2 separate regions of the Homo sapiens genome follow, and region 2 is linked to region 1. The links are chromatin loops, found by intact Hi-C in ENCODE. Cell type or tissue: psoas muscle. All regions are shown on one strand. Each heading gives the region's core, and the rest is flanking DNA. Links, peaks and the distances in the headings are about the cores only. Region 1 overlaps ATP6V0A1 (ATPase H+ transporting V0 subunit a1). Region 2 overlaps EZH1 (enhancer of zeste 1 polycomb repressive complex 2 subunit).

Evidence for each region. Hi-C counts contacts between places; a loop is a spot of excess contacts. Peaks named below come from ENCODE experiments on the same cell type or tissue, not always from the same donor. Only the 100,000 strongest peaks of a DNase experiment are listed, where the experiment ranks them.
Region 2: a loop joins it to region 1, with 2.9 times the contacts of the local background. A loop is called at or near these places in 2 of 110 quality-filtered maps.

What each region holds. Positions count from the first base shown.
Region 1 is chr17:42,470,471-42,478,470 of GRCh38, reverse strand. ATP6V0A1 (ATPase H+ transporting V0 subunit a1) reads right to left here. Exons shown (of 22, transcript NM_001130021.3): 6 at 729-811; 7 at 1-8. Among named protein-coding and RNA genes, the nearest start is that of ATP6V0A1, 16 kb to the right of the region's middle. In psoas muscle, for the core only: no CTCF peak of the experiment used is centred there; no DNase peak of the experiment used is centred there; H3K27ac peaks cover 1,097 bases.
Region 2 is chr17:42,708,873-42,726,103 of GRCh38, reverse strand. It overlaps EZH1 (enhancer of zeste 1 polycomb repressive complex 2 subunit), which reads left to right. Exons shown (of 21, transcript NM_001991.5): 5 at 1,680-1,799; 6 at 3,189-3,309; 7 at 5,655-5,831; 8 at 6,897-6,999; 9 at 7,487-7,650; 10 at 8,037-8,128; 11 at 12,715-12,895; 12 at 13,619-13,815; 13 at 16,167-16,258; 14 at 17,188-17,228. It also overlaps the pseudogene RPL34P30. Among named protein-coding and RNA genes, the nearest start is that of MIR6780A, 9.3 kb to the right of the region's middle. In psoas muscle, for the core only: no CTCF peak of the experiment used is centred there; no DNase peak of the experiment used is centred there.

The DNA.
Region 1 (8,000 bases), core at 1-8,000:
CCACGAAGCTGTGGGGAGAAGAGGCAGATTGGAAACTCTATTCCATGTCATGGGATGGAAGGTTTTAATACAAGTCTTTTTTATTTATATTTATATATATATCTTTTTTTATTATACTTTAAGTTCTAGGGTACATGTGCACAACGTGCAGGTTCATTACATATGTATACATGTGCCATGTTGGTGTGCTGCACCCATTAACTCGTCATTTACATTAGGTATATCTCCTAATGCTCTCCCTCCCCCCTCCCCCCACCCCACAACAGGCCCCGGTGTGTGATGTTCCCCTTCCTGTGTCCAAGTGTTCTCATTGTTCAATTTCCACCTATGAGTGAGAACATGTGGTGTTTGGTTTTTTGTCCTTGTGATAGTTTGCTGAGAATGATGGTTTCCAGCTTCATCCATGTCCCTACAAAGGACAGGAACTCATCATTTTTTATGGCTACATAGTATTCCATTGTGTATATGTGCCACACTTTCTTAATCCAGTCTATCATTGATGGACATTTGGGTTGGTTTAATACAAGTCTTATTCCCAGCTTCACTTATGGACCCAGCAGAGAGCTGACAGAGCAACTCAGGCATGAATCCAGAGTTGTAGGACTATCTCAATAGGCTCAGAAGAGGGCATATCCTGGTAGCAAGTGAATCCCCAGTCTCACTGCTCTTCTGAACAGAAGAGATGAACATGGCCCCACTGAATACCGAAAAGTTGACATGGCACTTACCCAAGTCTTAAAGGAGTGCCTCTTCCCATCTCACTTGGCTCCAAGAGGGATGAGGACTCTTCCAACAAGTCTGGATCCGCCATCTGCTGATGATGCAATTCAGCCTGAATTCACAAATCAATTAATATCTAATGAAAATAGTTAGTGGCATGCAGGCAACGAGGAACCAGGAGACAGGTTCAGAAAATAAGGATGAAAAAGAAAACAAACCACGAAAAGACAAGATATATCCATAAAAAGACAAGAAGAATAGGGGATGAAAACACAGAAAATAAATTTGAGGTAAAGAAAGCATAATTGCCCCAGTAAAGCATCTGGGGAAATGGTTTTAGAAATAAGGAGCAAAAGGAAAAAAAATTAAGTGATGGTGACATGTATAAATCTGTTACTTGGTGGAAGCCATTTTCTCTCCTACGTTTCCCTGAATGAATGATGAAAGTGCCAGGAAATACCTCTGCATGTAGATAGGAAGCTAAAATATCTCTTCTTTCTGTGCAATAATGAAGAGACTCTGCAGATACTCTGAACATTTAATTTCTAGGCAGCTACAAACTAGAATTTTCCCTACGTGAGAATGTGAAAGATAGAGGCTCTCTTTCCAAGGAAGAAGCAAGGCACTGCCACTGTCTTTGAATGCTGTGAAGTCTGGAGAAAGACAGAAGGGGAAGCTCCAGGTATCTACGTTTCCAGCCCCTTTAAAATTCAGAATATGAGAACTTTCAGCATGGCCACTTATAGAATGATCCAAGCCATGGGATTTAAAGAGTATTTATGTCTTCAAAAGGATAAGAAGCACAATAGCTGGGCAGGCCTGTAAAAACATATCTGAATGTCCCATTTTCTGACTAGGAATCTTCTAAATAAGTTCACATAGGCTTTACAGTTGTAGGATTCTTGAGAACACAGCTCAAGAATCAAGTAAAGTGAAGGAAAAACAACAGATAATAAACCAAACTAGAGTTCATGGGCTGGTTTAATTGGTAAGATTTAAAATGACTTCCACCATGACAGTTTATACAATGAAATGAAGAAGGATCTTCCCACACGCAGGTCTACATTTCCTAGCCTCTCTCTACCGAACTCATCCTACCACCCTTTACTCCCATCAGAAAGGAGAAGCTGCTCCAAAAAACAAAACAAAACAAAACAAAACAAAAACCAGTCCAATCAACTTCTCCATTGCCTCATCTCCCCAACTCTAATACCCAGGCAATACTTGTTTGACCAAAAACTAGGAGTAAACCAGAACAATCATCCTCTTCAAAAGCACAATAAGACAAAAAATCAGAAGAGTTTTTCTCTATCATTTTCATTCCAAATTTCAATTTGATTCTACCCCTGTCAGCCACACTCTTAAAAAGTGGCACAGGGACCATAACTTGATAAAGTCATGGGATCATAAACATAGCAAAAAGGGGGAAAAACTGTGTATAAACCAGATGATAAGTCTGAAGGCCTAAAAAATAGAAAGCAATCATTTTGGGAAGTAAGGATCAACACCAGAAGTGCAGAGAAATACTGTCATGAGATTGGAAAAGTTTAAGATGAGATCATGGAGACACTAGTTACCACTGGCTGTTACATGTAAGTTGAGGGGGTTCTTTCGGTTTCTACTTGCAATCAAATCAGCTGACTACAAGCAACTTGTTTTCAGGATCCCGATGATTACAACATTTCAACTTGTTCTTGGTTTATCCCTTGGCAAAAACCAGTGAGCCTGACTACTCACAAGACTCCATCCTACTTGCCTGCCTGTCTCACAAGACGTGGTTTAAGTCAACCCTAAATATCGGACTCAATGCAAACACATGTGCTCTAACTGATGGAAAAGCAAACAGTACTTAGCAACTAGACCACTTCAAAGACTCTATCTAGGACTCTCTGAGAATAAAAAACAACAAAATTAAAATTCAACAGAAACTTGCGATAATATTTGAATTGCTAATTTCACCACTTCATACTTAAGAATTCTATCTTAGAGAGAAAAGTTACAAATTTTTAAGTAAAATTGTGCCTGGTGAGAAACTAGGATGACTAGAACCACTCACTAACTGAAGGCCTTTAAAGCAGTATCTAAAACCATGTGGTTGAAAGTATCTAAATCTTAGAGCAGGGGTGTCTGATCTTTTGGCTTCCCTGGGCCACATTGGAAGAAGAACTGTCTTGGGCCACACATAAAATACACTATAATGATAACTAATGAGCTAAAAAAAAAAATTCCAAAAAAATCTCATAATGTTTTGAGAAAGTTTACGAATTTGTGTTGGGCCACATTCAAAGCTGTCCTGAGGCCTGAAGGCCATGGGCTGGACAAGCTTGTCTTAAGGGTATCTGGGTTCTCTAATAACAACATTGTGAATATGCCTCTACATTACTGCTATGCCCTCTGGTTTCTCCATTCAGATACTGAAAACCACGCCTTACAAAAAGGAAGTAGAAGAACTTCAGTTCTGTTTCTACAGCAATTAAGTATAAATAGCACATCCAGTTCAAGCTATGTCAATTACCAAGAACAAACAATTACTGCCATCTACATCGAGAAAAAAATTATATTTCATTACTTAAGGTATTCACCTAGGCCCCAAAGGAAATGGCAGATGGGAAAAAAATAAAGAAAGCAGATGGATGGAAAACTGAGAAGGAAAGGAAAGCAGGGAATCTGCATGCCATTAACCATTACTTTTCCAGTCTTCTTTATGTTCTCATATGTTATGGTGCTTATGGTAAAAGATGCAGAGAAATCTCTCCAGCTCTTACAGTTCTTCATAAGCAAGAAGACTTAGAAAAGGATAATCATTAACAAGTCATTTTAAATGCCCTAGATAAGAAATGACTAAGTCAAATTTGTAATCATCTTTAATCATAAGACTATTCAATATGTTTATTTTTCACCTTACACACACCCTGCCAATCATAACTCCTATGCCTAAATATAGAATCATTTTCTGATTTAGCCATTTCTGCTAACTCATTACTGTGAATTATTGATTATAGTCACCAAATTACACAAAATAAGGGGTTTAAAACTGGTAGTGTTTTAGGCCCTTTGCAAATATTATAATTTCAGACACAGAAGAAAATCTCATTAAAAATCCTAAGTTTCCAACATTTGAGGGTCCCAAGTGTCCTATCTTTCGCATTATTTGAAGTGCACGCGCATGTGCAGATGCAAAGTTGTGGCAGTGACACCTGAGCCTGCTGCTACGCAGCAGCAGGGCAAGGTCTATGGAAAGGAACCTGGCTGAGGCTGTGAGCTAGTGCAAGAACAGGCAAGGCAGAGAGGTTCTTGCCAGGAGACTTGCAATGCAGTGAGACTGCTGGGAATGGAAGGGGAATTGATGACAAAAGCAGCATAAGAACCTCTCATAGCCACGGTCTTGTGCTCTAAGTACTTCCAGAGACTGGAAAAAAAAAAAAAGTTTTGAATAAAATAGGAGGGGGAGGCTGGGTGCGGTGGCTCACACCTGTAATTCCAGCACTTTGGGAGGCTGAGGCAGCTAGATCACGAGGTCAGAGTTCGAGACCAGCCTGGCCAATATGGTGAAACGCCCGTCTCTACTAAAACTACAAAAATTAGCTGGGCATGGTGGTACACACCTATAGTCACAGCTGCTCGGGAGGCTGAGGCAGGAGAATCGCTTGAACCCGGGAGGCGGCAGTTGCAGTGAGCCAAGATCGCACCACTGCACTCCAGCCTGGATGACAAAGCGAGACTCTGTCTCAAAAAAAAAAAAAATAGGAGAGGGAAAACAACCCCAGCATGAAAAGGGCACAAAGATCATGAAGACTTAGAGTCTGCCTTCTCAAAACAGGCATTTAGTGTTTAGACTTATTATTCACAAAATAAAAGTCCTAAATCCATAAATTATGATTTTAAAATATCATTTTTCCAAGTGGTTCCTCTTATTTTCATTTTTACTAAGTTCTTTTCATTAGAAAATTAATAGTTTAAATAATTATTTCCCTTAAGGGAATCCATCTATCAGTCTTTATTCGGAATTTCTCCAAAAATGAACCATAATAGGAAGCTGGCTCTCATTCTTAAACTTACGAGGTCTTGAAAGACATTTTCATATGAGATAGCAATATCTCAGCAGTAAACTAAACAGTATATCAAAAGGGAAAAAAATGGGGACAGGGAAGGTAAAAGAATTAAGCTCCAAATAATGCTAAAAGGTAGCTGAGCTCTGACTACAAGGCCAGGTTTACATCAGATCTGTGGGTAGCAGCTTGGATATGTTTAGAAAAGCACACATCTGTGAGCATATGAAAGCGTCATGTTCTGGGGTATTTCTTAAGACTGAATGATACATTCCTTAAACACAGGGACCATGTCTTACTCATCTTGTGTCTCACAATAAGTAGGTGCTCATTATATGCTCAGTGAATTAGTGAACAAAAATACAATAACGTCTGGGCAGTGAGCATGCTGGAATTCCAGGTTCATTAAAAACATACAGCTTAAGTGGCGATGCCTATTGCAAAAGACCTTAAACACTTAGAGTTAATCACACTGTCCCACACCCTCTAACGTGATGTCATTAGGGACTGGCGAAAGAAGTTACCACTAGTCTCAAAATTCTCGACTCTGTGAGCAAACTAAATAAATATTTGTACCTTCTGACTCTTGAAAGGACCAGGCAATTAAATTCATATGAGTTTTTCCCCTTTCCCTTGACCCAGCAGATCCTTTTAATTAAATGGCTTCTGAGTCAAATCCTTAAATTAGTGAGGAATGTATCACATCCTCAGCAGACCTTCTCTAGCCCAGCAGTTTTCAAACTAGCATGCCTCCGGATCACCTAGTAAATACAGACTGCTAGGCCTAACTCCCACAGTGTCTGATTCAGTAAGTCTAGGGTGGAGACTGATAATTCATACTTCTGACAAGATTACAGGTGAGTCTGCTGCTGTTGTTTGAAAAACCCCTGCTCCAGTCTAGAGAATTCTGGATATTTGATCTCCCCTCAAAAGAGAAAAATTTCTGAGATGAGGCAGTTAAAAACAATTTTTTTTTTTGAGATGGAGTCTCGCTCTTTCGCCCAGGCTAGAGTGCAGTGGTGCGATCTCAGCTCACTACAACCTCCGCCTCCCCGGTTCAAGCGATTCTCCTGCCTCAGCCTCATGAATAGCTGGGATTATAGGCGCCCGCCACCATGCCTGGCTAATTTTTGTATTTTTAGTAGAAGACGGGGTTTCACCATGTTGGTCAGGCTGGTCTTGAACTCCTGACCTCGTGATCCCCCTGCCTCGGCCTCCCAAAGTGCTGGGATTATAGGCGTTAGCCACCGCGCCCGGCCTAAAAACAATAAAAAATAAAAATAAAAACTATATATATAAATTTAAAGTACAACTGAGAACACAGCAGATGCTAACTAAAATGGGACTCTACCAGGCACAGTGGCTCACACCTGTAATCCCAGCACTTTGGGAGACAGAGGTGGATGGATCACTTGAGGCTAGAGGTTCGAGACCAGCCTGGCCAACATGGTGAAACGCTGTCTCTACTGAAAATACAAAAATTAGCTGGGGGTGGTGGTGAGCACCTGTAATCCCAGCTACTCGGGAGGCTGAGGCAGGAGAATTGCTTGAGCTTGGGAGGTGGAGGTTGCAGTGAGCTAAGATTACTCCACTGCACTCCAGCCTGGGCAACACAGTGAGACTTTGTCTCGGGAAAAAAAAAAAAAAAAAGGGCCTCTATATTTAAAAGCTTTGCCAAGTTTTCTTGTTGAGCAAAGGAATGAAAGAACTTTATGGGAAGGCACATTGAACAGTGACTGTAACAATCCCTAAAGTGTCTAATATTGTCAATCTGGTGGCAAAGACACCTGTCAAGAAGACAGTTACTGTACTTTAGGCCATCAGAAAAACCACATCCAAGTTGAAAGCTAAGACTCCTCCCCAGACTGAGTTAGGAGAAGGGAGCATTCTGGAAGCCTTGCTCCAGATCCTTTCCATGGAGTCACCTCAGCACATTGTCACCTGGACTAAGTCACCTACATTTTTTTTTTGAGACAGTCTTGCTCTGTCCCCCAGGCTGGAGTAAAGTGGCTTAATCTCCGCTCACTGCAACCTCTGCCTCCTGGGCTCAAGCAATCCCCTCACTTCAGCCTCCCGAGTAGCTGGAACTACAGGTGTGCACCACGATGCCTGTCTAATTTTTGTATTTTTTGTGGAGACGGGGTTTCACCATGTTGCCCAGGCTGATCCTGAACTCCTGGGCTCAAGTGATCTGCCCACTTCACCCTCCCAAAGTACTGGGATTACAGGTGTGAGCCACCATGCCCAACCAAGTCACCTACATTTTTTTTTTTTTTTTTTGAGACAGAGTCTTGCTCTGTCGCCCAGGCTGGAGTGCAGTGGCGCGATCTCGGCTCACTATAAGCTCCGCCTCCCGGGTTCACGCCATTCTCCTGCCTCAGCCTCCTGATTAGCTGGGACTACAGGTGCCCACCACCATGCCCGGCTAATTTTTTGTATTTTTTTAGCAGAGACGGGGTTTCACCGTGTTAGCCAAGATGGTCTTGATCTCCTGACCTCGTGATCCGCCCACCTCGGACTCCCAAAGTGCTGGGATTACAGGCATGAGCCACCGCGCCCAGCCTACATTTTTTTTTTTTGAGATAGAGTCTCACTCTGTCGCCCAGGCTGGAGTGCAGTGGAGCAATCTCAGCTCAATGCAACGTCCACCTCCCAGGTTCAAATGATTTTCCTGCCTCAGCCTCTCGAGTAGCTGGGATTACAGGCAACCACCACCTCACCCGGCTAGTTTTTGTATTTTTAGTAGAGACCGGGTTTCACCATGTTGGCCAGGCTGATCTCGAACTCCTGACCTCAGGTGATCCACCTGCCTCGGCCTCCCAAAGTGCAGGGACTACACGCATGAGCCACCATGCCTGGCCTCACCTACATATTTAACCCAAGAACTTTACTAACATTTTTCCCTCTGAGGTAATGCGTCTAAGTTTATGTGATAATCCAGAAGTTTCAAACAAGCATCCTACCAATATTTTCCATACAATAAATACAATGAAAAACTCTTGAAAAATTAGTGTGATGTGTGCTATCTGAAGTACTGAAAAATGTGCTCGAAGGTTTATAAGCAAACATAGACAATGAAATAAAAATTTGATGACAAAAGGTTTGGTGATTAAACCTTTGTTATAATTTTGTCTATAACCAAATGTTTGCTTCCTCAGCTTTAACCTTAAGCATATACTTACCTTATAAGTATAAATATAATGTAAAAATTTATACTAACTATGTTTATAC
Region 2 (17,231 bases), core at 7,406-15,405, 240 kb before region 1:
AGTTCAAGACCAGCCTGGCCAACATGGTGAAACCCTGTCTCTACTAAAAATACAAAAATTGGCCGAGCGTGGTGGCGTGCACCTATAATCCCAGCTACTCAGGAGGCTGAGGCAGGAGAATTGCTTGAACCTGGGAGGCGGAGGTTGCAATGAGCCAAGATCGTGCAACTGCACTCCAGCCTGGGCGACAGAGTGAGACCCTGTCTCAAAACAAAAAACGAAAAGCAGATAGTGTATTGAGAGCAAATATCTTTCCTGAAGCAGAATGTTACTATAATTTCTATACCACTTTGCTTCTCCATGTACTATCCCTATCACCTATGCAGCTAAGTTGATGTCCACTGTCTTAAAGTTTAGGTCTTCAGAAAACTTCCTCATCTTTTAGGACTTTCAGAGGCTCTTTACTGTTGTGTATAACCCAGGTAGACCAACAGTTTGAGCTGAGGTAAACATCAGCTGAGTATGGGAAGTACTGTGCTGAACTCTATAGAGGACACAAAGGTGAATAAGAGTCCCTTCTTTTGGCTGGGCATAGTGGCTCACACATGTAATCCCAGCACTTTGGGAGGCTAAGGCAGGATGATTGCTTGAGTCCAGGAGTTGGAGACCAGCGTGGGCAATATAGCGAGACCCTGTCTCTACAAAAAAAAAAAAGAAAAATTAGCTGTTTAACTGGATGTAGTAGCACATGCCTGTAATCCCAGCTTCTCGGGAGGCTGAGGTTGGAGGATGGCTTTAGCCTGGGAGGCAGAGGCTGCAGTGAGCTGTGATTGCACAACTGCACTCAGCCTGGGCAACAGAGTGAGATCCTGTCTCAAAAAAAAAAAAAGAGTTTCTACTTTCCACAAGTTTGCAGTCTAGGGATTCCTTTTAGGAGATGATGTTACAAAACTCTGAATTTATTAAGTTGTTTTTAAAATTTTGTTTTTGTTTTTTTTGAGACGGAGTATCGCTATGTCGCCAGGCTGGAGTGCAGTGGCGTGATCTTGGCTCACTGCAACCTCCACCTCCCAGGTTCAAGCAATTCTCCTGCCTCAGCCTCCCGAGTAGCTGGGACTACAGGCATGTGCCACCACGCCCAGCTAATTTTTGTATTTTTAGTAGGGACTGGGTTTCACCATGTTGGCCAGGATAGTCTTGATCTCCTGACTTCATGATCCACCCGCCTCGGTCTCCCAAAGTGCTGGGATTACAGGCGTGAGCCACCATGCCTGGTCAAATTTTTTATAATTTTAAATGCCATCTGAATTTTAAAAATTTAATTTATTAGCTTGTAAGAACTAGAGGCTACTAAGATCATTTTTTTTCTCTTTTTTTTCTTTTTTTTCTTGAGACAGAGTCTCGCTCTGTCACCCAGGCTGGAGTGCAGTGGCTCACTCAACCTCTGCCTCCCAGGTTCAAGTGATTCTCATACCTCAGTCTCCCAAGTAGCTGGGATTACATGTGTGTACCACCATGCTCAGCTAATTTTTGTATTATGTTTTTGTAGAGATGGGGTTTCACCATGTTGGCCTGGCTGGTCTCCAACTGACTTCAAGTGATCTGCCTGTCTTGGCCTCCCAAAGTGCTGGGATTACTGGCATGAGCCACTATGCCCAGCCAATTTTGGAAGGAAATTACATTTCTTTCTTGGGTTATATGCCCGTCTTTCCCTCTCCATGTCATTGCTTATATTTCAGTGTACCATAGAGAGCATTTTCCCGGGATTTGCAAGCCAACATATGTTAATGAGGTCACTGAACACAGTTGCATTGGTTCCCATCATGTATTCCTGGTCCCCTCTCCAACAGAACTTTATGGTATGTATTGAAAGCACTGTGGTGGTTATTTAAACTGTATGATTGTGTTATGTTGATATGCCAGAGCTCCTCTTAGGGTAAAGATTGTCCAGTAATTAACACAGCTAGGACATGCAGGGCAGAACAAGGTTGTAATTTACTTACTCTAAACAATATATATTGCAAGTTGTTCTAACTTGTCAGATTTTATGCTCTCTGATGTGTGCTTTGGAATTGATGCTGGTTCTTTTTTAAATGAATAATATTGGGCAAGATTTCAATTTTCTCTTAGTACCTTGGCCCAATATTATGTACAGTTAAATGCAGTCTAAATCAGACTCTTGAGGCTTGAGCAGGTTGTCTGCTCCCTGTTGATGGAGTAATCCTTTCTGAATTCTCTAAATGCAAGATGCTACAAAAACAACTGAGACAACAGACGTGCACACAGTCCTTTCATCTGGGCCTTTGTGCTGACTCCTACTAGGATTATTTGTGGTTTTGATAATCATTCCTCTCTAAATACTGCCATTGCTTATCATCTGCCTGGTGACAGATAGCCGTACTACTGGTTGGAATGAGGTCGAGGTTTATAGAAGGGAATCATCTCTTAGAATAAAACTTCAGAATAATTTTACTTGCTACTTGGGGATTTTAGAATGACTATATTCTCTGCTGAGCACCCCACTCCCCCAAAATTATTTACTATTGTTTATTGCCAGAAAATATCCATAGCCTAGGCTGCAGTTGACTTTAGGTTCCCATTGAGTGTGACTGGCATGAGTTGTAATCATAATTTTTTTTTATTATTGGAGAATCTTAGTCCATCTTATAGAATACCCATGTCTTATGATTGCCCAGTTTATTTTGTAGTTAAATTACAGATCATAATCTTAGAAGCCTTCATTTTTATTTATCCATCTGTCTCTCTACTTATGAAACTTTTTTTTTTTTTGAGACGGAGTCTCACTGTGTCGCCAGGCTGGAGTACAGTGGCGCGATCTCAGCTTACTGCAACCTCTGCCTCCCAGGTTCAAGCGATTCTCCTCCCTCAGCCTCCCTAGTAGCTGGGACTACAGGCATGCGCCACCACGCCCAGCTAATTTTTTGTATTTTAGTAGAGATGGGGTTTCACCATGTTGGCCAGGATGGTCTCGATCTCCTGACCTCATGATCCGCCTGCCTCGGCCTCCCAAAGTGCTGGGATTGCAGGCGTGAGCCACCACACTTGGCCCCATTTGAGGTTTTTTTGGCCAAACAAAATGGCCAGTGTTTAAAATGCAGGAAACTCTGGGACAAAGGCATTTTCAGGAGACTCAAGCAACAAACAAAGCTCAGCAAAGATTCCACTAAATAGGAAAGAGCAGATGCATGATGGCTTCATGGAATAAATCACATCTGGTTTGGTTTCAGGTAGAAGATGAGACGGTTTTGTGCAATATTCCCTACATGGGAGATGAAGTGAAAGAAGAAGATGAGACTTTTATTGAGGAGCTGATCAATAACTATGATGGGAAAGTCCATGGTGAAGAAGGTAGTGGTACTGAACTCCTTGGAGAAAATTTTGTTAGAATCAGGCCTCTTCTTTGGTACCTCATCATCTTGCCATCTTGCTTTTATCTTCTGCCCCATGGGGTACACACTGCAGAATATTTCAATGTCATCACATGGCTGGGAGTTAATTTTTTTTTTTTTTTTTTTTTGAGACGGAGTTTTGCCTTAGTTGCCCAGGCTGGAGTGCAGTGGTGTAATCTAGGCTCACTGCAATCTCTGCCTCCTGGGTTCAAGTGATTCTTCTGCCTCAGCCTCCCAAGTAGCTGGGACTACAGGTGTCTGCCACCATGCCCAGCTAATTCTTGTATTTTTAGTAGAGATGGGGTTTCACCATGTTGGTCAGGCTGGTCTCGAATTCCTGACCTCAGGTGATCCACCTATCTCGGCCTCCTAAAGTGCTGGGATTATAGGCGTGAGCCACCATGCCTAGCCCAATTTTTTTTTTTATTTTTTTTTTAGAGACAGGGACTCACTCAGTCACCCAGGCTGGAATGCAGTGGCATGATCATAGCTTATTGTAGCCTCAGCCTCCTGGGCTTAAGTGATTTTCCTGCTTTAGCCTCCTGGGGGGCTGGGACTACAGGTGCACTCCACCACACCTGGCTTTTTTTTTTTTTTTTTTTTTTGAGACAGAGTCTCGCTGTGTCACCCAGGCTGGAGCGCAGTGGCACAATCTCGGCTCACTGTAAGCTCCGCCTCCCGGGTTCATGCCATTCTCCTGCCTCAGCCTCCCGAGGTAGCTGGGACTACAGGCGCCTACCACACCCGGCTACTTTTTTGTATTTTTAGTAGGGATGGGGTTTCACCGTGTGAGCCAGGATGGTCTCGATCTCCTGACCTTGTGATCCTCCCACCTCAGCCTCCCAAAGTGCTGGGATTACAGGCGTGAGCCACCGTGCCCGGCCCTGGCTTATTTTTAAAATTTTTTGTAGAGATGGAGTCTCACCACGTTGCCCAGGCTGGTCTTAAACTCCTGGCCTCAAGCAATCCTCCCACGTTGGCCTCCCAAAGCTCTGGGATTACAAGAGTGAGCCAACATGCCTGGCCCAAAATACCCTAGTTATTTCTTTTTTTCTTTCTTTCTTTTTTTTTTTTATTACCCTAGTTATTTCTGATTCAAGCAGCAGAAACAGAAATAAAAATTATTTAAAGTATCCTAGTTAAATTTTAAAAGGAGTTGGGACATAAAAGGATTATGTAGTAATCAGTGGCTGGAGAGAAAGTTTATTGTACAAATAAGTTTAATCTTAGGGCTTAGGAGTTTTCCATAAGGACATCCAAGACCATTTTGTTCTTTATTTCTCTTTCTCTGAGAATGGCAATGAGGCTCTCTGTCATACTTCTTTGATCCAGGCATCCCCTGAATCTCCCAGAAGTTGGTTTTAATAATCTGAATTTCCTAAAAGCCAATTGTTTGGATTTAGTCATAATTCTAGAAAAGTCTGTCCGTGTGTAAGAAATGGAAAGAGGAGAGGCTCTCCATCACTTCATAAACCAACAGCCCCACCTGCTCTTTTGACAATTGTGGGCACTGTTGTGATGCTGTTGAACTACATTATTTGTCCACAGTGCCTCCTAGTGTTCAAAGACCTCCTAAATTGTAGTACATCTCCATAAAGTACAATTTTAGGAAAAATTGCTGTCTTTTGATTTAGAGACGTCATTACTGACCCATCAGCAGCAAAGCCAAGAGAATTTTCATTTTATTATTTTTCTCTGCCCTACTTGGAGATTGTTTGAACACTTTCATGAGATTTTGAACCAGAAATTCAGAGTTGACTTGTGACTGAGGAAGTGAAGTTCTTCAGTAAGAATAAAGCCTATGGCTGGGCACGGTGGGTCACACCTGTAATCCCAGCATTTTGGTAGGCCGAGGCGGGCGGATCACCTGAGGTCTGGAGTTCACGACCAGCCTGACATGGAGAAACCCAGTCTCTACTAAAATACAAAATTAGCCAGGGTGGTGGCACATGCGTAATCTCAGCTACTCGGGAGGCTGAGGCAGGAGAATCACTTGAACCTGGGAGGTGGAGGTTGCGGTGAGCCAAGATCGCGCCATTGCACTCCAGCCTGGGCAATAAGGCGAAACTCCGTCTAAAAAAAATAATAAAAATAAATAAAGCCTATAGCTGTATTCCTACTCTAGCCAGCTGCCCACTGCATGTGTAGGAGCCAATCAAATGATTGTAATTTCCTGATCTCCCATGTAAAAATGTACACATGTGACATATCTGGGCCTCTGGAGTGAGTACAAGAAAACCTGCCTAGGAGGACTAATGGAATGTGAAGTGACCACTGCTCATCTTTCGAATCCTCATGTTTCAGAGATGATCCCTGGATCCGTTCTGATTAGTGATGCTGTTTTTCTGGAGTTGGTCGATGCCCTGAATCAGTACTCAGATGAGGAGGAGGAAGGGCACAATGACACCTCAGATGGAAAGCAGGATGACAGCAAAGAAGATCTGCCAGTAACAAGAAAGAGAAAGCGACATGCTATTGAAGGTACGTAGCACTGGCTCCCTTATTCCTTTTTTAAAGTGACAGGGATAGGGAAGAAGGAAGAACTGGAAAGATTTGTTGCCTATTAAAGGCTGTTGGTGCTTCTTGTTGGTTCACTTAAAAGGAGAACATGATCATTAAGTGATAGCTTCAGATAGCTGTGACTTGGGTGAAGAAGAAAGTAGAAGAACTGATAGAATAATCATTGCTATTCATTTCTAATTATATGTCTCATGTGAAATTGGGATCATGCCAATTTATATATATGTATATATCAAATTTTATATCCCTTTTTATTTAATCTTATGAGTACTTTTCCATGTCACTAATGTTTAATTTAAAATTTAATAGTTTAATTATACTATATGTCCAGGGACATAGTGTATTCTCTTTTATTGTATCATAATTATAGTATCAGTGTAGTTCTTCAGCATCCACTTCATGATAGGATTCTTCTATGTTCAGGCCTCTCTATGAACACTCTTTTCACCTCCAAATTCTTATTTTTATTTTTAAAATCTATTATTTATTATTTTTTTGAGACACAGTCTTGCTCTGTTACCCAAGGTGGAGTGCAGTGGCACAATCTCGGCTCACTGCAACCTCCACCTCCCTGGTTCAAGTGATTCTTGTGTGTCAGCCTTCTAAGTAGCTGGGACTATAGGCATGCACCACCATGCCCAGCTAAGTTTTGTATTTTTAGTAGAGTTGGGGTTTTACCATGTTGGCCAGGCTGGTCTCAAACTCCTGGCCTCAAGTGATCCGCTCCCCTCGGCCTCTCAAAGTACTGACTGGGATTACAGGCGTGAGCCACCTCACATCCAGATTCTAATTGGGACTGTGGATTTTGTTGTTAATATGTAGACTACTCTAACTTCCTTATTTACTGGTAGCATATATCAGATAAGTCCAGATAGCACTGATGTTTATATATCTCCAAACAATCAGTGGTTAGGTTAACAAAGCAGCTGTAATCAAAATGCTATGACAAAAGGAAAAAAGATCACACAGATTTGTTTACGTGTTCTGATAATCGCACTCAGGAGCTTTTTATCATTTCCAATTCAGGCAACAAAAAGAGTTCCAAGAAACAGTTCCCAAATGACATGATCTTCAGTGCAATTGCCTCAATGTTCCCTGAGAATGGTGTCCCAGATGACATGAAGGAGAGGTAGGGAAAGCTGTCCCACTTAGGCCATATACAGAGTGCTCGGACAAAACCTTTATTCCCTCCTAATTTTTGGTTAGTAAAAAGCTTTGTTTATGGTAAGGGCATTATGATTTGCCCGCAATTTGATTATTTCTTGCTTACTCAATTACCTCTAAATGCCCCCCTTACTATATTAAGGGTCATCGTATACTGGCTTTTGAGTGAGTCTGGGCAGAGAACATTTACTCTGCCATTTTTCTGGAGAGTTAACTCCAGCACCATCTTAACAAATCCTTCCCTCCCCTTACTTTCCAACATTTGCCCAACCCAGCATAATTACAATGGTGGACCCACTCTAGTTATCTACCATTCTCTTATCAACCAGACCTATAAAAAACACCCATCCTCCCTTGGCAGACCGTAGGTGAGCTACTGTCAGTACCCAATCTGTATTTCCTCAGTGGAGGCAGTTCCTCGGAGGAACTCTTATCTCTCTTTTCTTAAATAGGTATCGAGAACTAACAGAGATGTCAGACCCCAATGCACTTCCCCCTCAGTGCACACCCAACATCGATGGCCCCAATGCCAAGTCTGTGCAGCGGGAGCAATCTCTGCACTCCTTCCACACACTTTTTTGCCGGCGCTGCTTTAAATACGACTGCTTCCTTCACCGTGAGTGGGGCTACTCTGTTTGAAATGCTCTCCTCTCTTCCATCCCCAGCCACCATTTCCTTCTCTTTGTTCTGGTTTCTCGTATAGAGTTCCTGGCTTCTGTTCTAACGTTTTACAAAGGGCCAGTTCTATTTTCCCTTGCTCAATTATAGTGCAACATGCTTTGCATGATAGGGACAGACTAACTAGCAACTTATCTGTCCCTCAGTACCTCTTAGCTTTGAAAGCATTGTGTTGATGTCAGAAATGACTGAATTTTGTGCACCCTGATGGTAGCCGTTTATATCGAATTCTAACTCCTACAATAGCTCTCTAATTCACTTTTGTTTCTCCCCATCTTGTCAAGTGGATAGACCACTGGCAACAAGACAGTTTTTGTTTTCCAGCTTTTCATGCCACCCCTAATGTATATAAACGCAAGAATAAAGAAATCAAGATTGAACCAGAACCATGTGGCACAGACTGCTTCCTTTTGCTGGTATGTTCTTAAGCTGTTCTGGCATTATTAACTTCATTCTGGGAACACAAGCCACGTGAGCCAGTACACAGCACTCTGGGGGTCATATAGCACAAATAAAACATGGCTTTTGCTCTTAAGGAGCTCCCCAGTTACTGTGGGACCGCTCTTAAGGAACTCCCCAGACATGGTAGCACTATAAAGTTAGTCTGATGGAGTGCAGATTCGAAGATCATTAAAGGCTTGCCTGCTCTAAATATCATCTGCTTAGATTTCAGAGCCTAAAACTGTATTGTTAGAATTGGAGCAAAGTGTATGCTGGGGGGGTGGGTACACACTCTAGTTTCTTTGCTATCTTGTTATAAATGCATATAACTATGAGACGAATAGCACGTGATGATGCTGATGTCTTGTTGTGATCAACCAGATGGACCGTTCCCTGATGGACAGACCTTAAGAAGCAGCATAAATGGTCTGGCATACCTGTGGGGAAGCCATATATTGAGAGCTAGAAGGAAATAGATCAACTGGACTTGCCAAAGACACAGTTGGGCTTTTTACACAATAGGATGAGCCTAGGCGATGAATAAAATACCTTGATAAAATTTCTGCCACCTATTAAAATTATATTATACAACCAGCCAAGTGCTTTTGGAACCATCTTTAGTGGGATAATAGATGGAAAGATGGTAGAGAATGCTGTTGGGCACACATGTGGAAAATGGGCCGTACTGTAAAAGCAAAAGAATAGACGTTATTGGGTTTATTTTTTCCTAATGTGTATTGACTCCTTCCTATGTGCCAAGTATCATAGTAGACCCTTAACATACCTTGTCTTATTTTCATCCTATAACAGTGTCATGAGGTAGAGGAAACTGGATTACAAAAGTTATATATTTTGCCTAAAGTTTGTTGATAAGTCAGCGGTATGGCAGCGATGAAATTCAAGTCAGGGTCTAACTCCACAGATCATGCTTTTAAAATTACTCCATGTTTTTCAGCCAGGCGTCGTAGTGCACACCTATAATCCCAGCACTTTGGGAGGCTGAGGGAGGTGGATCACCTGAGGTCAGGAGTTTGAGACCAGCCTGGTCAACATGGAAAAACCCTGTCTCTACTGAAAATACAAAATTAACCAGGTGTGGTGGCGCACGCCTGTAATCCCAGCTACTCAGGAGGCTGAGACAGGAGAATTGCTTGAACCCAGGAGGTGGAGGCTGCAGTGAGCCGAGATCACGCCACTGTACTCCAGCCTGGGTGAGATAGTGAGACTCCATCTCAAAAAAAAAATAATAATAAAATGAAATTACTTCATCCTTAAAAAAATATATATGCCATGTTATGTCAACATACCAGCATTTATATAAGTCAAAAGGTCATTGCCCTTCTCACAGGAGTCACCTTGATACCCTGTACATGTATTACGAAGATGCTGCCAATGCCTGAAATGTATGCATGTTTAACTTACAGAGATAATGTATGCACAATTTTTCTTTTATTGCGTTTTAGGTTTGAGTGCATATTAAATATAATGCTGGACTATTTTCCCCCAACTGTTTACTAAGAACATTTTCAATCATGCAGAGTTGAAAGATACCTTCTTCCTGGATTTGATAACATTTTTTTCTGTATCTCCTTTCTCCATAAATTTGCGTATGTATATCTTTTGCTGAACCATTTGACAATAAGTTGCAGACATTGTGATGCTCATTTGGTAAATGTTTCAGCATAAAGACATTCTCTTACATAACCACATTATTACACCTAGGACAATTAATAAAAATTGTATAGTATCCTCTATTACCCATTCTATTAATATATTCAATTTTTTTTTCAGCTGTACCAAGAATAGGTATTTTTGTGTTGTGTTTTGTTTTGTTTTGTTTCCAAACCAGGATCATCCAGTCAGACATCATATTTGGTTATTATGTCTTTTTTTTTTTTTTTTTGAGACAGAGTTTCACTCTTGTTGCCCAGGCTGGAGTGCAATGGTGCAATCTCAGCTCACCACAATCTCCACCTCCCGGGTTCAAACGATTCTCCTGCCTCAGCCTCCCAAGTAGCTGGGATTACAGGCATGCGCCACCACGCCCAGCTAATTTTTGTGTTTTTAGTAGAGACAGGGTTTCTCTGTGTTGGTCAGGCTGGTCTTGAACTCCCAACCTCAGGTGATCAGACTGCCTGGCCTCCCAAAGTACTGGGATTACAGGTGTAATAAGGCGCCCGGCCTTGTTATGTCTTTTTACTCGTTTTTAATCTCAAATAATTCTATCACTTTTAAAATCTTTTTAAAAGTTCCAGGCTGGTTGTCTTGTAGGATGACCCACATCCTGGATTCATCTGTTGTTTTTTCACAGTGTCATTTCTGTGTTCTTCTGTCTCCTCTTTCTTATAACCTAGAAATTAGGTCTGGAAACTTGATTTTATTTATGTTAAAATGTTTGGCCATTATATTAAAATGGTGGCTCACGCCTGTAATCCCAGCAATTTGGGGGGCTGAAGCATGTGGATAGCTTGAGCCTAGGAGTTCGAGACCAGCCTGGGCAACATGGCAAAACCCCATGTCTATAAAAAATACAAAAATTAGCTGGACTGGACTTGGGAGGCTGAGGTGGGAGGATCAGTTGAGCCTAGAAGGTCAAGGCTGCAGTGAGCTGAGATCATGCTACTGTACTCACCTGGGTGACAGGGCAAGACCTCGTCTCAAAAAAATATATATATATATAAATACATATAATCTATTATATATTATATTATATATAAATACATATAATCTATAATATATATTATATATAAATACATATAATCTATGATATATATTATATATAAATACATATAATCTATAATATATAATATATAAATACATATAATCTATTATATATAATATATAAATACATATAATCTATAATATATAAATACATGTAATATATAGTATATAAATACATATATAATATATAAATTATATTTACATAAATTATATATATTTTATATTTATATAAATTATATATAAATATATTTATATAAATTTCATATATTTATATATTATATAAATATATATTTTATATTTATATAAATTATATAATTATATAATATATTTCCATATTATATATTATATATATAATATATAAAAATTATATGTAAATATATATAAATGTTTAAAATAGTATAATTGATACTGTATACTTCATACACAGCATAGGCACATAATATCAGGTTCAGTTAATTTTGAAACTTCTCTTTTGGAATTTCCTTTAGGCCTTACTGTATATTATTCCAAATTCCAGATACCCTTAATGATAGTTAACCTTTATTTTTTTTTCATTTTTATTACTCAAAAAAACTTCATTTTTAAATTGAGCTTTCTGACTCTGCTTGTGCCTTCAACACTTTCACAACAATTTTCTGCTGCTTGCTAAGGAAAGCACACTTGCTCCTGCACCAATACATTCAGCACACACGGATCCACCATAGGCCCTGCTGACATGCTTTTTTGTTTTGGACAATCTCATAGGAACTTTAGGTCTCATAGCACAAACCCCCCGAAGTCTGCTGGGCACACGCCACATGCAGATTTCAGTGCTTTCCCAACCCTCTTGGTATAAAGGTAATCAATTCTATTACCAGGGGCTCAGGACAGCCTAGTTTTGTTAAAAGCTATATTGTAGGAAAGCCTACATGTATGTCAAATGCTGGACCATTCTGAGTGCCTCTAGACAATGTCACTGGAAGATAAACCTTTATTTTGTAGAAATAGATTTAGTTTTCAGAAACAGCTAGGAAGTCTTTGAAAACCAAGTCTGATGAGAAAATATTGATGATCTAGGTGAGTGATAATTATTTCATTTTTTAAAAAAGGGGGTGATAGCTGTAAAATAATGAAACAATATTCTTCTGAGTTTCATACACAGATTTGGGAGGAAGTTTCAAAATTAAGTAGTAAGATTGTACAGATTAAGCATTACACATTTTATTAAGGAAACAGAGAAAGTGTGGTAGACTGGAAAGAATAGTGGCCTAGGGAGACAAGGAGCCCTGATTCCTATACCCCTCTGGAACTATTAGCTGCATACTCTCAAGCTAGTTTCTTCCCCTCTCTGAATCTCATTTCTTCATCCATAGGAGAATGTGTTCTCAAATTCCAAACAAGTAACACGCAAGTTAATTTTAGATACAACTCACTGGAAAATTGAAGACACAGATGCATAGATTATATCTTTTTTAAGATTATAGGACATTAGCTGGGCATGGTGACATGTGCGTGTGGTCCTAGCTACTTGGGAGGCTGAGGCAAGGGAATCACTTGAGCCCAGGAATTCGAGGCTGCAGTGAGCAGGCCTCTGCACTCCATCCTGGGCAAGAGAGAGAGACCCTGTCTCAAAAAAACAAACAAACAAAAAAACATTATAGGACAACTCTTTTGTGAAAAAGTACGTAAGTTTTGTTAAGCAGCTCTCATTGTTATATGATCATACTTATTATATGGTACAGAGAAAAAGAAAAGACACTATTATTGTAGACAGATGTTGTAAAGATGAAAGTTTGTGATGATGAGATCAATATGGTGATGGGCCTGTTCCTATTTCCTGTCTGTAATGTGTCCACTGCAGGAAGGAGCAAAGGAGTATGCCATGCTCCACAACCCCCGCTCCAAGTGCTCTGGTCGTCGCCGGAGAAGGCACCACATAGTCAGTGCTTCCTGCTCCAATGCCTCAGCCTCTGCTGTGGCTGAGACTAAAGAAGGAGACAGTGACAGGGACACAGGCAATGACTGGGCCTCCAGTTCTTCAGGTACGATGAACAGAAAATGAAGACTTTTTCTTTCCATGCAAGGACTCTGGTAAACCCAGGATCACTGCCTGACACTTAACTTTACTACCTCTTAAAAATTATAAATTCTTTCTACAAGTTTTGTAAACAGTAAAGATGGGGAATATTTTCTTTTTTTTTTTTTTTTTTTTTGAAACAGTCTCTCGCTTTTTTGCCCAGGCTGGAGTGCAGTGGTGCTATCTTGGCTCACTGCAACCTCCACCTCCCAGGTTCAAGCGATTCTCCTGCCTCAGCCTCCCAAGTAGCTGGGATTACAGGTGCCTGCCACCACGCCCGGCTAATTTTTATATTTTTAGTAGAGACGGGGTTTCGCCATGTTGGCCAGGCTGGTCTTGAACTTCTGACCTCAGGTGATCCGCCTGCCTCGGCGTCCTAAAGTGCTGGGATTACAGGCGTGAGCCACCCTGCCTGGCTAATTTTTGTATTTTTAGTAGAGACAGGGTTTCGCCATGTTGCCCAGGCTGGTCTTGAACTCCTGAGCTCAAGCAATCCACCCACCTCGGCCTCCCAAAATGCAGGGATTACAGGCGTGAGCCACCATGCCTGGCCTAAAGATAGGGAATATTTTCATTCCTAACTGTTCTACCTTTTAAAGTAGAATGAAGTACTTCTGAGTTTGTGACAAACTACTGATGACAACTGCATTCTACCTTCTTCTGATTCTGTTATTTCTTCCCTTCTCAGAGGCTAACTCTCGCTGTCAGACTCCCACAAAACAGAAGGCTAGTCCAGCCCCACCTCAACTCTGCGTAGTGGAAGCACCCTCGGAGCCTGTGGAATGGACTGGGGCTGAAGAATCTCTTTTTCGAGTCTTCCATGGCACCTACTTCAACAACTTCTGTTCAATAGCCAGGCTTCTGGGGACCAAGACGTGCAAGCAGGTACCATCTGGAAGCAGCAGAACAAATGGGCCCCTCCTTTCACGCATTGCTCTGTCCAGCCCTTTGCCATCTTACCAGGCTGTGTGTCTGGGTCTGGAGAGAAGTTGTCTTAAGTTCAGTCCCTGATGAGCCTGTGCTTCTGTGAGTTTCCCAAACATGGCCCTTCTGCAAGTGCCAGGCCTAATGATGTTTGGGGACCCGCCTCCTCCTTGCTGAATGCTCATTTCTGTCTGGACTCTATTTAATGCTTCTGGGTCCTACACTCTTTCGCTTCTTTTTTTTGGCTCTGGCCTCCTTTCTAAATGTGTACCCCTTTCCCAGAAGGGACTCCCAGGTCTTTCTGTGGCTCTTGTTAATGAGCACACTGCTGCTGCTGCTGCAGCTGCTGCAGCTGCTGCTCCCTCCACCACTCCGCCAGCCTCTTCAGTCATTTTATTCTCCACATTTTCTATCACTAGATTATCTTTATTTTGTCTTTGAGACAGGGTTTCACTGTGTCGCCCAGGCTGGAGTGCAGTGGCATGATCATAGCTCACTGCAACCTCCGCCTCCTGGGCTCAAGCAGTCCTCTCCCCTCAGCCAAGCAAGTAGCAAGGGACTACAGGTGCAGGCCAGTATGCCCAGCTAATTTTTTTTTTTTTTTGAGACAGAATCTCGCTCTGTTGCCCAGGCTGGAGTGGTGCAGTGGCATAATCTTGGTTCACTGCAACCTCCGCCTCCCAAGTTCAAGTGATTCTTCTGCCTCATCCTCCCAAGCAACTGGGATTACAGGTGCCCACCACCACACCCAGCTAATTTTTTTTGTTTTGTTTTTTTGAGATGGAGTCTCGGTCTGTTGCCCAGGCTGGAGTGCAGTGGCATGATCTCAGCTCACTGCAGCCTCCGCCTCCCAGGTTCAAGTGATTCTTCTGCCACAGCCTCCCAAGTAGCTGGGATTACAGGTGTGCACCACCACGCCCGGCTAATTTTGTATTTGTAATAGAGACGGGGTTTCACCATGTTGGCCAGGCTGGTCTCAAACTCCTGACCTCAGGTGATCCACCCGCCTCGGCCTCCCAAAGTGCTGGGATTACAGGCATGAGCCAATGTGCCTGGCCATTTTTGTATTTTTTTTTAGTAGAGATGGGGTTTCACCATGTTGGCCAGGCTGGTCTCAAACTCCTGACCTCAAGTGATTGGCCCAGGAAAAGACAGGAAAAGACCACAGTGAGAAGACAGACTGAAGAACAGGGACAAGGAGGCAGCTGTCAGGGCCAGCATGTCCAACAGGAAAGGAACCCCAATGCTTTGGCTTCCTACCTTCTGGAGGAGACTCTGTGGCCTCTTCTTCATGCTTCCTGTACTGAGAACAATTAATAGAACCATGGACTGGGCAAGGTGGCTCACACCTAGAATTCCAGTGCTTTGGGAAGCCATGGTGGGAGGATCGCTTGAAGCCAGGATTTCAGGACCAGTGTGGGCAACAAAGTGAGACCCCATTTCTACAAAAAAAAAAAAAAAAAAAAAGCCACGTACCTGTAGTCCTAGTACTCAGGAGGCTGAGGTGGGAAGATGGCTTGAGCCCAGGAGTTCTATACTACATTGAGCTATGATGGCACCACTGCACTCCAGCCTGGCCAAGAGTATGAGACCCTCTCTCTTAAAAAAAAAAAAAAAAAACAAACAAAAACAGAACCATGAGCTGAAGTGCCCTTTGCTTTCATTTTGGAGCTCATACCTATTTCCCTGATCACAGGTTCTCAACGTAACCATCTATGGATTTGTATGCAAGAATGTTCTTGTCTGTATTTTCCTGAGAATAGTTACAGTTTTCAAAGATCCCCCACAAAGGGCCAATAGCCCCAACAAAGAAAAGGAAAAACTAAAAACCAGTGCTTTAAGAGAAAAAACACATCCTATTGAAATGGCTGAGGCTCCGGTATCTTTATACTGACAGAGGGAGCTAATATTTAGCCCACTGAAACCATTCCTGTCCTGTCCTGTCCTGCCTTACACTCAGTTACACAAGGCACAGCGTTGCCCTTCCTAAAAAGAAGAAGATACTGTTGGTCACAGTCAGCCCACTCTTCTACCCGTGGCTTGGTAGAAAGAGTAGTAGGTGACAGCTTCTGACCAGGGGCGGTATTACTGTGCTCAGTATTTCTCCTTTCCTGAGTCAGGATAAATAATTAGGAATGAACTTCAGAGCCAGTAACCCAATGTTCCAGTGGCACTCTGTCTCTCCCTGACTGATGAGAGGCTTGGTCAGCTGCCTGAGTTTCTCAGAACCCTCCCAAGGCCAGCACCCAGCTGGGCCACTTACCTGACCCCCTTGCTCGAGGAGTGACAGGCCCGTTGGATTTCTCTTCCAGGTCTTTCAGTTTGCAGTCAAAGAATCACTTATCCTGAAGCTGCCAACAGATGAGCTCATGAACCCCTCACAGAAGAAGAAAAGAAAGCACAGGCAAGAAGGGTTGGACAAAGTGTTTTGTTTTACAGCCAGGCTGTTCCCTGTGCTCTGACCTCCCCTTGGAGTTCCCATCTGCCTCCCTCTTTAGCAACCGCACAGGCTGTGTGAGCCCATCAGCTTGGCATCACATGACTGAGAGCCAGCCTCCTGAGTGCTCCCTGAGGGTCTGTGCCTTAGATCAGCCCTCTTCTTGTCCCCCAGTGCTGTGGACCATAACTGTCTGTTTTTCTATTTAAGCTTCTGGCCAATAGGACATGAGCTGGCCTCATGGCTCCACCCTGAAGCCATTTCTCCTTGTTGGTTTTGTTACCACCTTACCCATTTCTCAACTCTGATCAGAGTTTATTTATTTGTTTGGTTTGTGTTGTTTTTCTGAGTTACATGATAGCCTTTACTTAGGTTGGAAGTTTTTAAAAAAATTCTGCACCCTGGCCCTGTTCCCTAGTGACTATCACCTATCAGAGGAAGGAGCTGACACCACTTCTAGATACAGAAGGAAATCCCTGTGGCTCCTCCCTTTCAGTTCTTTCAGAGAAGATTCCTGAAAGGCCTTCCCACCTCCCCATCTTGAAACTCCCCCATATCTCCACCTCCACAAAGACAAAGGGAGAGATTTGGAGAGAAACAATAGCTTTATAATAGACCAATAGGCTTGGGCTTTCTTTTATTTCTGTGTTGTGTTCTTTTATGTTATTTGCTTGTTTGGGAGGGGTTGTGTTTAAGTTTAACTCTTGTAGCACAGGCCAGCTGGATTTAGGATGGACTCTAGCTTCTGTGTACCAAAGTCGTCCTGTTGAGGGGTTTGGGAAGATACTCCCCAGTCATCAAACACAGTCCCTCAGAGCAAGTCACGTTGTCATTTACCTGCATTTGCAGAGCTCCCTAGGGCCGTGACTGAGACCTGTCCTTCCTGTCTTTTTCAGATTGTGGGCTGCACACTGCAGGAAGATTCAGCTGAAGAAAGGTA